3 separate regions of the Homo sapiens genome follow, and all the other regions are linked to region 1. Evidence: chromatin contacts called from ENCODE Hi-C or POLR2A ChIA-PET data. All regions are on one chromosome and are shown on one strand. The core of a region is the stretch at or near the end of the contact, and the rest is flanking DNA. Distances in the headings are between cores, read along the strand shown. Region 1 holds the start of ZNF627 (zinc finger protein 627). Region 2 holds the start of ZNF439 (zinc finger protein 439). Region 3 holds the start of PLPPR2 (phospholipid phosphatase related 2).

Region 1 (4,721 bases), core at 693-3,192:
AAAGAATCCAGAGGGCAAGAATCATATCTGTTTTTCCCCTCAATACCATCATCCATTTGGCTGGACACCAATGTGTCCCCCAAGGAATGGGATCTGGAATTAGGGGAAGAAAAGCTGAGTGTCCCAGGGGTGAGCTTTGAGAGGGAGGGGATATCAAGAGATTCCTCCGACCCCAGGACACCCAGCTCCTCCACTAAGAGGCCCCACCCCGTACTTCAGGCTGTCCAGTGGGAGCAGGCTGATACCAGACCCTTCAACAGATCTGGCTGCTGTGGGCATCCTGTGTCAGCCCAAACAGCCCTGAAGCCCAGGACCAGGAAAGGAGGATGCTCTGAAGACATATCACAGTTTAAAGTTTCCAAAGGGGAACCCCAACCCAAAGACACTGTTTTTTGTTTTTTTTATTTTAGGGTCCGGGTCTCACTATGTTGCTCAGGCTGGTCTCAAACTCCTGGCCTCAGGTGATCCTCCCGCCTTGGCCTCCCAAAGTGTTGGGATTACAGACATGAGCCATGGCACCAGGCCAACCAAAAGACATTCTGAGAACATCCCTGTGCCTAGGAGAGAGAAAAGGAGAAGAGGCACAAAGGTTTTTTCACAGCAGGGTCTCATACATGTATTCTCTGCTTTCCTCTCCTGTGAAATGTTCAGAAACAGAAAGCAAATATTTTTAAAAGACCAATCGATTGCTCCTTGAAAAAATAATACAAATTAATTAGTTTGAAATGTGCAATAAAGGACAAAGAGTTGATAATGTCGTGACTGGAGTTACCTTTTGGGAATATGGTGAAAGAAGTGGTATCAAGAATTATTTGCAAGCGCCAGAGGAGTCAGGCTAGGGGAACAAGGTCAAGGATTTGGGACCCTGTCCCCCTGGGGAGTGTTAAAATAATTAATTTGGAGACAATTAGAGGGCTGTGGCTATGGTGTCCTGGTTTCCTACCCAAGGAAACAGAAATCTAAGTCGAATGAAATTCTTTTATTTGATTTTATATTTTAAAAATTTGTAGTAGTTTTTTGGTCTCAGTCTGAATATGTTCATTTAAAAAAAATTAACAGAGATGGGGTCTCGCTATATTGCGAGGCTGATCTTCAACTCCTGGGCCCAAGCGATCCTCCTGTCTTGGCCTCCAAAAGCGCTGCGATTACAGGCGTGAGCCACCGCGCTCCAGCCTCAAATGAAATTCTTATAAATTACCAGTTTATAAGGAAATAAAATTTAGGGTTAATAAACCACAACCACCAATCCACCTCTGACTACATAAGCAGAAAATGTCCACCTAGATAGAGCAAATAAGGCGACTGCATAACTGTCACCAACCAAGTACTGAATTTGGTTCGCTTCCTCCTGCACCTTACAGCCTTTCCTTCCATTCCCTCCAACGGATCCCCAAGCCACAAACCACGACCGGGAGCTTCTCCATCGATGAGCCGCTGTTTGCTCAAATAAACTCTAAATTTTTAACGGGAGAAAGGCGGGACTGTGGGGGGCGGCCACAGACCGCAGCTCCTGCAACACGAACCACATCCGAGGAGGGATACCCCCATGACCCTCCCGCGGCCCCCGCACCATGTGGGGAGACGCGGGGCTGCGGGGCCGCAGGCGTCGCGCAGGGACGGGACAGGACGACCGGGGTCCCAGCTCCTGGCCCAGCCCCACCTTGCGGCCGAGGGAACTCGGGTCCCAGACCCCGGAGTCGCCGCAGGGAGGCCTAGGTCCCTCCACAGCCGGTTCCGGCCGGTTCCAACCAGCCCCTCCCCCAGGTCTGGGGACGCCTGACCCCTCACACGCACCATTTCTCGGCTTCCAGGTGTCCCGGCGTCCTCCCTACGACTCCCGCGACCTGTACAGGTCACGGCGCGACAGAGGCTGCGGCGGAGACACCTTGGGCCTCTCGGAGAAACGGAGACGCGAGCCCGGGTGGGGACGGTCGCCAGAAACAAAGGCTCCGTAGGGAGGCGCAGGCCCTGCCCTCCTCTCCCGGGCCCATCTGAATGGACAGTTGGCAGGGCCCCGCCCCAGCGCCCCTGATTGGATAGGGTGACATACCCCGCCCCCTAAGGCCTGAGTGACGTAGGAAGCCATGGAAACGTGGCTGTGCGTAGCAGTGTTGACTGGTTCTAGCCACTGCGCCTCTCAGGCCGAGTTTCCTCCCTGCACCCAGCCCGAGGGATATTTGAGGGTTTGTTTTGGTTTTTTTTTTTTTTTTTTTTTGAGACGGAGTTTCGCTTTTGTCGCCCAGGCTGGAGTGCAGTGGCGCGATCTCAGCTCACTGCAATCTCTGCCTCCCGGGTTCAAGCGATTCTCGTGCCTCAGCCTCCCGAGTAGCTGAATTACAGGCACCCGCCACCACGCCTGGCTAATTTTTGTATTTTTCGTAGAGACGGGGTTTCGCCATGTTACCGAGGCTGGTCTCTAACTCCTGACCTCAAGTGATACGCCCACCTCAGCCTCCCAAAGTGCTGGGATTACAGGCGTGAGCCACCACGCGTGGCCTTGTTTTGGTTTCCTTCCTTCCTTCCTTCCTTCCTTCCTTCCTTCCTTCCTTCCTTCCATCCTCCCTCCCTCCCTCCTTTCTTTTTTTTCTTTCAGGGTCTTGCTCTGTCACCCAGGCTGGACTGCAGTGGCATGATCTCGGCTCACTCCAGCCCCAATCTCCCGGGCTCAAACGATCCTCCTGCCTCAGCCTCCCTAGTAGCTGGGACCAAAGTCACGCCCCACCACACTCTGCTAATTTTATTTTGTTGTTGGTGCTGTGTGTGTGACGGGGGTGGGGTGGGTTAGATGGGGTCTCACTATGTTGACCAGGCTGGTCGTGAATTCCTGGGCTCAAGTGATCCTCCTGCCTAGGCCTCCCCAGGTGCTGGGATTACAAATGTGAGCCACCGTGCCCGGCCAATATTTGCATTTAATGCAGAGCTTGCTTCTAGCTTGCCAGAGTAGGCACTGTCTTCTTCTGGCACTCCATGAGCTCTTCCTTCTAATTCCTTCCGGACACAAGGTCACCAGTATGTGCAGGGAACTCCACACTCACTGTGACATGGAGCAATCGCCTTGCCTCAGAACGGGAGGGAGCCCAGGCTAGGCCAGGGAGGACAGGAAGAGGAGGAAGGGCCTGATGTTCCGGGAAACGGGCATTTGGGATGAGGCGTGCCAAGGCTTCCTCCCATACCCTCCGGTCCCTGAAAAAACATCTATACGTGGAAAAAAAAGTAGAAATAACTGAGGTGAGAGGAAGGATGCTCTCTGATGAAGTGATGTGGGATGAGACCCAAAGTAATGTATTAGTATTAAAAGGCAGGTTGGGCTGGGTGCGATGGAGCACGCCTGTAATCTAGCACTTTGGGAGGCCGAGGCAGGCGGATCACCTGAGGTCGGGAGTTCGGAACATGGAGAAACCCCATCTCTACTAAAAATACAAAATTAGGCCAGGCGCCGTGGCTCATGCCTGTAATCCCAGCACTTTGGGAGGCCGAGGCGGGCAGATCACGAGGTCTGGAGATCGAGACCATCCTGGCTAACACGGTGAAACCCCATCTCTACTAAAAATACAAAAAATTAGCCGGGCGTGGCAGTGGGCGCCTGTAGTCCCAGCTACTCGGGAGGCTGAGGCAGGAGAATGGCGTGAACCTGGGAGGCGGAACTTGTAGTGAGCCGAGATGGCGCCACTGCGCTCCAGACTGGGAGAGAGAGCGAGATTCCGTCTCAAAAATAAATAAATAAATAAAATAAAATAAATAAATAAATAAAAATACAAAATTAGCCGGGCCTGGTGGCACATGCCTGTAATCCCAGCTACTCGGGAGGCTGAGGCAGGAGAATCGCTTGAATCGGGGAGGTGGAGGTTGCGGTGAGCCAAGATCACACCATTGCACTTTAGCCTGGTCAACAAGAGAGAAACTGTCTCAAAAAAAAAGGCAGGTTAAGCTGGGCACAGTGGCTCATGCCTGTAATCCCAGCACTTTGGGAGGCTGAGGCAGGAGGATAACGAGGTCAGGAGTTTGAGACCAGCCTGGCCAATATAGTGAAACCCCGTCTCTACTAAAAATACAAAAAATTATTGAACCTGGGAGGTGGAGGTTGCAGTGAGCTGAGATCGTGCCACTGCACATCAGCCTGGGCGACAGAGCAAGACTTTGCCTGAAAAAAAAAAAAAAGGCAGGTTGGAGGATTCAGGGAAGATGGCAGAATAAAAATCATAAAGAATCTATGGCCAGGCATGGTGGCTCATGCCTGTAATCCCAGCAGTTTAGGAGGTCAAGGCAGGAGGATCAGTTGAGCCCGGGAGTTTGAAACCAGCCTGGGCAACATAGTGAGACCAACCCCTAACCCCATTTAAAAAATATGAAAATTAGCCAGGGGCTGAGCACAGTGGCTCATGCCTCCAATCCTAGCACTTTGGGAGGCCAAGACGGGAGGATTGCTTGAGCCTAGCAGTTTGAAACCAGTCTGGGCCACATAGTAAACCCTCCCACCCCATCTCTACAAAAAAATACAAAAATTGGCCGGGTGCAGTGACTCATGCCTGTAATCCCAGCACTTTGGGAGGCCGAGGCAGGCGGATCAGGAGGTCAGGAGATTGAGACCATCCTGGCTAACACGGTGAAGCCCCGTCTCTACTAAAACTACAAAAAATTAGCCAGGCGTGGTGGGGGATATAAAGAGCTGATGCCTTTTATTTTTTTCCCTTTGTCAACCTAAAATAATCGAAAGGCTCAAG
Region 2 (4,721 bases), core at 1,453-3,952, 250 kb before region 1:
CCCACAACGACAGAATGTCCCGATGTCCCAATACCCCAATACCCATAATATGTGCTTTCAAGGTAATTATAGTTATGCTTTAATGCACTTGTGCACTAAAATGTAAAGGATAGTTTTCTTTAAATCAACAGAGTAATAAATTTTGTGATGCTGTCAGCCCACATGCAGGTAGGCACAGCTTAGTTTATTCTTTACATAGACAAGATCCCTACATAAGAAAAACTTAAGACAGTACATTCCTCCTCTTGCTGTATGAGGATGCCCTACTCTGTAACAGAGAAGCTTTCTTTCTTCTTCTTCTTCTTTTTTATTTTTTTAAATAGAGACAGGGTCTCGCTGTGTTGGCCAGGTTGGTCTTCAACTCTTTTTTGTTTGTTTGTTTTGTTTTTGTTTTTTGAGATGGGGTCTCACTCTGTTACCCAGGCTGGAGTGCAGTGGCGCATCCTCGGCTGGGCTGCAACCTCTGCCTCCCAGGTTCAAGTGATTGTCCCACCTCAGCCTCCTGAGTAACTGAGACTACAGGCACAGGCCACCACATCCGGCTAATTTTTCTTATTTTTGGAAGAGACGGGGTTTCGCTAAGTTGCCCAGGCTGGTCTCGAACTCCTGAGCTCAAGTGATCCTCTCGCCTGGGCCTCCCAAAGTGCTTGGATTACAGGCCTAAGCCATCATGCTGGCCCAGAGTAGCTTTCAATAAACTCTCTTCGCACTGCACTTTGTGACTCGTCTTGAATTCCTTCCTGTGTGAGATCCAAGAACTCTCTTGGGGTCTGATCAGGACCTCTTTTTTCAGTAATATAAGCAAGAACATAACTTCCAATTTTGGAGTACTGAGTCCATTTTTCTGGAGTCTGTGTTTTGGTCATTGCTATCTTTCTGCTTGAATAAACTCTTCCAACTGAAATCTGAACCTTTTGATTATTTCCGGTTGACAAGTCCAAATAAGGCGACTGCATCTCTGCAACCAATCAAGCATTTATCTGGTTTGTCTCCTCATGTACCTTATAAAAGCCTAGCCTTAAACATGTAAAACAAAAATAAAAACATATCTTCTGGCATGGCGATGTGGCTCACATCTGTAATCCCAGCACTTTGGGAGGCCGAGGGGGGTGGATCACTTGAGGTCAGGAGTTTGAGAACAGCCTGGCCAACATGGTGAAACCCCATCTCTACTAAAAATACAACAATTAGCTGGGGGTGGTGGTGCGTGCCTGTAATCCCAGCTACTCAGGAGGCTGAGGCAGGAGAATCCCTTGAACCCAGAAGGCAGAGGTTGCAGTGAGCCGAGATCGAGCCATTGCACACCAGCCTGGGCGACAGAAGGAGACTCCGTCTCAAACAAAAACAAAAACAAACAAAGTACCTTCCCAGCTAAGTGAAGTGACTGGCTCTTGGCCAAGGGAACCCCCAAAACACCCTGAAAATTGAGTGCCTCTGTATGACAGGATGGGAGGTGAGACAGGTCTCCTTATACCCTCTCCCTTTAGGAGTTTACATGCAGCAACTGACGCACATTCATGTAAAAACAGACATTCTCTGACTGGAAAAACAGACTCCTTGTGGCAACAAGATACCAAATTACAAACAAGACCTAAGGCCACGCAAGGCAAAGGTAAAGTTACGTCTTAGAATTCATAAAATCTAGAGAAACAGGACTGTTTTTTGGCTGGGATGGAATGAAGTGGCAGATAACAGACCCCCTTCCTTCAGCATTCCTTCCTACCTCCTCCAAACTTTAGACAAAGCTTCACACTCTCAACCAGCTGCCACCTACAGAATCCCTCAACCACCTGTGCCTCCTAACCCCCCTTCCACAGGTCCCACCCTTTCTGCCAATGGAATTTACACCTTCCAGCCTTGATCCATCATTTTCCCTGCAATTCCTGTCTCTCTGAAATGAATAAAACCAAACTGTCCTGAGCCGCCTCCGGACCACTTACTCCAGGCTGCTTGGGGTTGTGTTTCCCTCGGCCAAGGTCTCTCCTACTCGGCTCTGAATACACTTCTGTATTTTACATAGTCTGTTTTTTTTCCGTTGACAAACCACAAGCCAGGACCGGGTGTTTCTCATTCGTGAATGGCTGTTTCCTCAAATGAACTTTTTGTTAACGTACCTCAGTATAATTTTTAACAGGAGAAAGTGGAGGCTGTGGGCCCCACAGACCGCTGCTCCTCCTACGGACGAAATCCACACCCGAGTCGAAATCCGCGCATGACCCTCCCGTGGCCCCCGCACAAGCTGGGGCGTCGGGCTGCGGGCGCGGAGCTGCACAAAAGGGCTTCGGGGCCAAGGCCGCAGTCGACGGGCAGGGACGGGACAGGACGCCCGGAGTCCCGGCTGCCGGCCCACCCACATCCAGCGGCCGCGGGGACCGAGGGCCGAGCAGCTCTAGGAGGACTCGGTCCCAGACCCCGGAGTCGCCCACAGGGAGGCCCGGGTCCCGCCAGTTCCAGGCAGCCCCTCCCCCATCGCACCACTCCCGGCCAGCACACGCACCATTTCCCGGCTTTCAGATGTACCGGGGTCCTCTCTACAGCTCCTGTGAGTAAAGCAGGGCATAGCGCAGGTGACAGAGCGACAGAAATCTGGGTAGAGGCACTAGGTCCCTCTCGGGGCTGGAAAGGCCAGATCCCAACCGCCGCCCTCGCAGCGACAAAGGTGACGGCAGGAATGCAACATCCTCCGTGCCTGGATGCACAGTGGGCAGGGCCCCGAGCCAGTGCCTCTGATTGGATGGAATGTTCGGCCCCGCCCCCCACGTCTAAGTGACAGCGGAAGCCCTGGGTATCAGGCCCTGCGGAGCCAGACTGACAGATTCTAGCAACAGCTTCTCTAAGCTTACACGAGCTGCTTCCTGCACTCGGGTTATTGGATAGTTGCATTTCAGCCAAACTTGCTATTGTTAGAAGAGAACACTAGCGTCTTCCTCACTCAAAGGACTGTCCCCGCTCCTTCGTTCTGCACGGGGTCACAGGAGTGTGCAGGGAATTTCAGACTCAGTGTCCACAGGAGCCATCTCCTGCCTCAGAGCAGCAGGGGAACCGAGACCAGGCCAGGCAAGACTGCACCAGGAGGAGAGGCATATTTCCTCGAGCGGGCCGGAATTGGGGATGAGGCATGGCCAAGACTTGCTCACACACCCCCATCCCCTCCTCACAGTATGAAAATGCTCCGTCCTTCCAGATCTTCATTTTCACCTGCAGGAAACTCTCACCTGGGGTTAAGCTTCGGACCTAAATAAACTGTCAACCTCATAAACCTTTTATCCAGGTGACGCCACCAAACAATTGTGTCTCTAGCCTGATTTTCACACATTTTCTTTATATATACAAATAACTCTGACTCCAGCGACCCCATGTATGTCAAACCCCAAACCCTGCCCAGAAGACAGCCCCAGGCTCCAGAGGTACAACACCAGAAAGGACAGAACCCCACAAATGCGTCTGCACGAAGGTCTTCTGCTTTCCAGGGCCCTACAGCTTCTCGGAATCCACACTCCTTCTGGAGCTGCTCTGAGCAGCTGGAGGCCACCTGTAGGGGAGGGCGGGCTGCCCAGGAAGCCCCCAGGAAAAGCTCCTTTCCCTTCCTTTGCAGGCTCCAGACTGGCCTCAGCGTGGAGTCACTGGCCTCGGGCTCTGCTGCCCCTGCAGGTTATTCAGCTACTTCTCACCCCATTGATCAGTTCCATGACACAAACACCCTCAATCCCATTGTGTGAATAAGACACCAGCAGAGTCCCTGCTCTCCTCCTATGTTTATGTATAAAGTGGGGAAGGAAAATTCTAAGATAACTTAAGTACATTTAAAAGACTTCCAGATCGCGGTGGAGGTGGCAGCGGAGGGACCCACGGTCACTGACACTGCAGCACCTCCAGGCCTGTCTGGTCAGAGAAAGGGTGGAAAGCTGGAGATGGATGTGGATACGTGGAGGGAGCAGCCCTGGGAACTGGGCTCTGCAGCAGCGCGGCTCTAGGGCCTGGAGCCCGGGAGAGCACAGATGGGGGCTCCTGGGACAGGATGCTCAAAGAAGAGTCAGGTGGCTTCCATGAAATGGGGTGCTATGGCAGCTGGTGAGGGCCTGTGGCTATCATAATTTGGGACGTGAAAACTTGGATTCCGTGGGAATTTATGAAGAGGAAGGCTCTGATGACAAAGAAGTCATCGATGAGGAGGGGGATGAGGGTCACTGGCAAGCTCGCTTCCTTATGGAAAGAAAAGTGAACACCCAACTACTGCTGCAAAATGGGGTGAAAGGATGAGACTCTCACTGTCAGGGAATAAACTGCTGCAGAACTCTTAGAGATTGCAAAGACCTTTCAACAACAGCCTGGGAGGCCGGGTGCCATGGCTTACACCTGCAATCCCAACATTTTAGGAGGCCAAAGTGGGAGGATCACTTGAAGCCCGAAGTTGAAGACCACCCTGAGCAGTGAAGTGAGACACTCCCATCTCCATAATTTTTTTTTTATTAGCCTGGAGAGGTGGTGTGTACCCTTAGTCTCAGCTACTCAGGAGCCTGAGGCAGGAGGATTACTCGAGCCCCAAAGTTTGAGGCTGCTGTGAGCTTTGATCAGGCTACTGTACTTCAGCAAGACACGGTCTCAAAAAAAAAAAAATCCCACCAAATTCCCTGGGGAAACCCTGACCCCCTTGGATGGTCTAATTGTAAAACACAGAGGGTGGTGACGTTTCCTTATGGACTGGATCATTCTAGCCATGT
Region 3 (4,721 bases), core at 1-2,500, 240 kb after region 1:
ACACACACACACACACAACCATGGCATAGCGTTCACCCATCCCACAGTGAAGACCGAGCACCTGCCGACTTCCAGGCGCTGTGCTGGGCGCCACTTTGCAGTAAACAAGAGGGGCCCCCTTGTTCAGACAGGTGTCCAACACACACAACACATGTCACTGCATACTCACACACAGTGGGCTCATAGCCTGTCAGAGACACCAAACAGATCAAACAAGTCCCCACCCCCACCCCAGGCCAAACAGAGAGAGACATGTCAGGAGACCCTACACACATCACAGTCCCACACAAGCCCCCACACCGCTACAGTCAGGGACACACAGTCAGGCCTGCAACACACTTAAGAGTCACAGAAAAGAGTCACCGCACACAATGGGGGTCACAGAACTCATCACAGCGTCACACCCCCAATTACAAGGCACTCAGCGACAGCCACACACACACTAACAGTCTCTTATTCACACCAACAGTCACAGGGGAGAGACAAGGTGCCATCTACAACCACATGGCCACATCCATGGACCATGACACAGACTCACAATGCCACACAAGAAAGGTGCACAGCGCACGACCACAGCCACACACACATACACACCATCAGAATGAACACACAACAGGAGCCACACAATGACAGTCCTATGCACACAACCACACGAACACCAAGACAGTCACACACAGAGACAGCAGCCACACGGGGGGCCAATGGCAGTCACAGCATAGCCAGACACACACACACAAACCATCAGAGTGACACCCACAACGACAGCCGCACAATGACAGTGACACACACACACACACACCCGCGGACCTCCCGAAACCACACAATCCCAGTCATGCAGCCACACGATGACAGTTACACAACCACACACAGACACACAATGACAACCACACAATCACAGTTACCCACAGCCGCCCTCACCACCGGTGCTGGCTCCTCGGCCCGGGGTCCCCTCCCCCAGCCCGGTCCCCTCCCCCAGCTCGCCGCCTCCCCTCCCCCGCCCCTCCCCGCGCTGGACCCAGAGGGACCCAACCCTCAGGAACCGGAGACCGACACCGGGGGTGGGAAGCCCACGGGAGGGGATGAGGGGCGCCCCCACCCCCTCCTCTCACCGCGTCGAGGCCGCCGCCGCCTGAGCCCCCGCTCCGCCTAGACTGCCCCGGCGCGGCGGGATGGACAGACGGACTGCCAGCCAGGCTGGCAGACGCGAAGACCGAGACGCGGTCGGCCGGGCCTGGCCGCGCCGCGCAGACTCCGAGGTGGAGGGAGGGGCGGGGCCTCCGGGCGTCTCATTTGCATAGCCCCGTGGGGCGGGGCCTCCGTGATCTTGGAGGCGGGGCGTGTTAGCATCGATTGTAGGAAGGAACCAAGAATGGAAGTAGAGAGGGAGGACCCTGGGGTGGGCGGGGCTCCGAGGGTAATAGGAGGGAGGGGCTTCAGAGTATGTCCCTGGGCCGCGCCTCTCCCTCTCTGGGCCTCAGTTTCCCCATTCGCCAGGGCCCCCCAGAAAGGAAGGCTCTGTGGCCAGTGTGGAAGTCTGTCTGGCTGCTCGTGTCTGGACAGAATGACTCCTTGCCTTGTCATATATTAAATCTGGCTTCAGATGTCCCCTGATTCCAAGCCCACACATCCCGAATGACCCCTGGGGTCTCTACACCCCTCCCCCCCAACAATGAGGGGTAAACTAGGAGGGCAGGGGGATTCCTAGGCACAGGAAGCAGCAAGACTAACAGTCGGGGCTAGAGGAGGGTCTGGGCTAGTTTATTTTCTCTCTGGAGGGGTCTTCAGGGAGAGCAGTCCCGGCTGCTCAAGCTGTGGAGAGAGAGGGTGGGTCAGGGCCTGGCCAGGTCCAGGGGACTCCGGGGCTGCAGGTCAGGGACCGCATGCCCAGATCAGGATCTGGGCCTGTTCTGAGGGTCTAGACTGTGGGAGTCAAGGGCAGGTCAGGAGGGAAATGGGTGGAGGGGGGGACTGGGGAGGATCTGCACCGGGTGGGAAGGAGCGGCCGCTCTTGCTGAAAGGTGGCTGGGAGAGGTCCTGGTCACAGTCGGAGTCAGAGTCCCAGGAGGGGAGTGGAGGGCTCAGGCACTGGTGCCCCTTGTGGCCTGCAGGAGGGACAGGTTCCCTGAATGTGACCCTCAAGTAACCCCCAAATATAGGCCCTGTGTCCCTTCATAGTATACCTCATTGATACTTAAACCATGACCCCCAATTCCCTTGAATGTGATCCAGTGTGACACCAAATTATGACTTCAATGACCCTTGCATTTTACCCAATTGACACTTTTTTTTTTAGAGATGGGGTCTCGCTCTGTTGCCCAGACTGGAGTGCAGTGGCACGATTATGGCTCACTGCAGCCTCAACCTCGCAGGCTCAAGCGATCCTCCTGTCTCAGCCTCCTGAGTAGCTGAGACTACAGGTGTGCTCAGCCACAGGTGCACCATCACCCAGCTAGTTTTTAAATTTTTTGGAGAGATGGGGTCTCACTGTGTTGCCCAGGCTGGTCTCAAACTCCTAGACTCAAGTAATCCTCCCACCTCAGCCTCCCAAAATATTAGGATTACAGGCATGAGCCACTGTGTGGAGTCCCCATGGACTCATATAAGATCCAAGTGACTCTGAATGTGACCATGAATGACTCCTGGATGAAACCTCCAGTGACTCCTTAATGTGACCCCAGAACACTACTTAATGTGACCATAGAATAACACCCATCAGATGTGACTCCCAAATAGGCTCTCTGAACATAGCCTCCCTGTGAAGCTAGACAATGACCTCCCACCCCTGAGCAATTCTCAGCCTCCCTCACCTCTTAGGCTCGAGGCCTTGGGACAGGCCCCCGAGCACAAAGTGAGGCTGTCTATGGAGTTCTGCAGCACGTGCACAGCAGACCTGCAAGAAGACAAGGAGCTGGGGGCGCTGGGAGACTCCACACTGCTCAGGGTGTAGACAGCAGTACAGCTAAGGTTGGGGGCCGTGGTGGGGTGAGTCCTAGGGGGTGAGGGAAGTCTGGACTCAGGTGGGCTCCAGGTTCTGGTGGTCACTGCCAGATCCCGTTGGGGGAACGGGTTCAGAGGAGGGTCAGGGGTCAGACTGCAGGCTGGGCATCACCATATATCACTCAGTTCCTTCTGGAGGTCATCCTTCCAGCAGCCACTGGCTCCCTGCGGTATCTCTTCAGTCTCCGGACAGGCGGCTGTCTCATGACCCTGCTGCTTCATCTTGGTCAGGATCTGGGGTGGGGAGGGATGAGAGAACAGCAGTCATAATAATAATGACAATAGTGCCAGGCGCGGTGGCTCACACCTGTAATCCCAGCACTTTGGGAGGCCGAGGCGGGCAGATCACGAGGTCAGGAGATTGAGACCATCCTGGCTAACACAGTGAAACCGCATCTCTACTAAAAATACAAAAAGTTAGCCGGGCGTGGTGGCGGGCGCCTGTTGTCCCAGCTACTCGAGAGGCTGAGGCAGGAGAATTGCTTGAACCCAGGAGGCAGAGGTTGCAGTGAGTTGAGATCGCGCCATTGCACTCCAGCCTGGGCAACAAGAGGGAAACTCCGTCTCAAAAAAGAAAACAAAATAAATAATAATAATGATAATAGTAAAAGGTGACTGTTATATAGCACTTGTTATATGCCAGACTGCATTCAAGTGCACAGTACTCAGCTAATACAGACACCTGATCAGGTAGGGAGGAGTGTTTTTTTTTGTTTTGTTTTTTGTTTTTGTTTTTGGTGTTTGTTTCTTTTTTGAGACAGGGTCTCAGTCTGTCGCCCAGGCTAGAGTGCAATGGTACTATCAGGGCTCAACGCACCCTGAACCTCCAAGGCTCAAGTGATCCCCCTACCTCAGCCTTCTGAGTAGCTAAGTCTACAGGCATGTGCCACCACACCCTCTTGTTTTTTTTGTTTTTTGTAGAGACAGGGTTTTGCCATGTTGCCTAGGCTGGTCTTGAACTTCTGGCCTCAAGCAATCCAACCACCTCAGCCTCCCAAAGTGCTGAGATAACAGGCATGCCACAGCACCCAACAGGATGAGTTTTCTTTTTCTTTTTCTTTTTTCTTTTTTTTTTTTAAGATGGGAGTTTTGCTCTTGTCGCCCAGGGTGGAGTGCAATGGCACGATTTCGGCTCGCTGTAACCTCTGCCTCCTAGGTTCAAGCCATTCTCCATCCTCAGTCTCCTGAGTAGCTGGGATTACAGGTGCCTGCCACCACACCCAGCTAATTTTTGTATTTTTAGTATAGACGGGGTTTCATCATGTTGGCCAGGCTGGTCTCGAACTTCTGATCCACCCACCTCAGCCTCCCAAAGTGCTGGGATTACAGGCGTGAGCCACCGCGCCCAGCCAAGATGAGTTATTATTACATCCATTATACAGATGAGGAAACTGAGGCTCAGAGAGGTCAAGTGACTTGCCCACAGTCACACAGCAGTGAGTGGCAGAGCTGAGATTTGAACCCAGGCTCCAATCTCATGGTGGAGGCTGGCCAAAATCCCCATCCCTCCCTCTCCCACTCCTCCCCAGGGTCCCCATCTCCTCCACTCACTTTGCGGCATTTCACCTGCGTTTTCTGCATTTTCTGAATGTTCACCAAGTTCTCTGAGATCTCATCCTCCTGCGCTTCTGTGGAGGGAGGGGGCTCAGGCGGACAAAGGCTGAAGAAGGACCCCCTCCCCACACACCGGCTGTGGGCTCCAGGAACTCACGGAGCTTCTGATA

Evidence for each region. Hi-C counts contacts between places; a loop is a spot of excess contacts on that map. ChIA-PET counts read pairs that join two places held with the same protein, here RNA polymerase II (POLR2A). Pooled maps may share reads with other maps.
Region 2: a loop to region 1 is called in a pooled map, with 12 times the contacts of the local background. The contact joins the promoter of ZNF439 here to the promoter of ZNF627 in region 1. A Hi-C loop is called at or near these places in 1 of 37 single-sample maps with no recorded cell type and 8 of 50 pooled maps. POLR2A ChIA-PET finds 5 or more read pairs at or near these places in 2 of 52 experiments (WTC11 and activated B cell).
Region 3: a loop to region 1 is called in a pooled map, with 4 times the contacts of the local background. The contact joins the promoter of PLPPR2 here to the promoter of ZNF627 in region 1. A Hi-C loop is called at or near these places in 1 of 37 single-sample maps with no recorded cell type and 8 of 50 pooled maps. POLR2A ChIA-PET finds 5 or more read pairs at or near these places in 2 of 52 experiments (CD8-positive, alpha-beta T cell and K562).

The regions. Positions count from the first base shown.
Region 1 is chr19:11,594,704-11,599,424 of GRCh38, reverse strand. It overlaps ZNF627 (zinc finger protein 627), which reads right to left and starts at 1,942. Exons shown (of 4, transcript NM_145295.4): 1 at 1,795-1,942. The coding sequence starts at 1,797. RefSeq lists silencers at 1,548-1,687, 2,028-2,157 and enhancers at 1,838-1,917, 1,005-2,003.
Region 2 is chr19:11,846,707-11,851,427 of GRCh38, reverse strand. ZNF439 (zinc finger protein 439) reads right to left here and starts at 2,702. Exons shown (of 4, transcript NM_001348719.2): 1 at 2,498-2,702. The coding sequence starts at 2,560.
Region 3 is chr19:11,351,961-11,356,681 of GRCh38, reverse strand. PLPPR2 (phospholipid phosphatase related 2) reads right to left here and starts at 1,250. Exons shown (of 10, transcript NM_001393892.1): 1 at 1,110-1,250. CCDC159 (coiled-coil domain containing 159) reads right to left here. Exons shown (of 11, transcript NM_001080503.3): 6 at 4,709-4,721; 7 at 4,549-4,625; 8 at 3,110-3,231; 9 at 2,808-2,890; 10 at 1,986-2,102; 11 at 1,738-1,809. The coding sequence ends at 1,805. RefSeq lists an enhancer at 1-338 and a silencer at 981-1,430.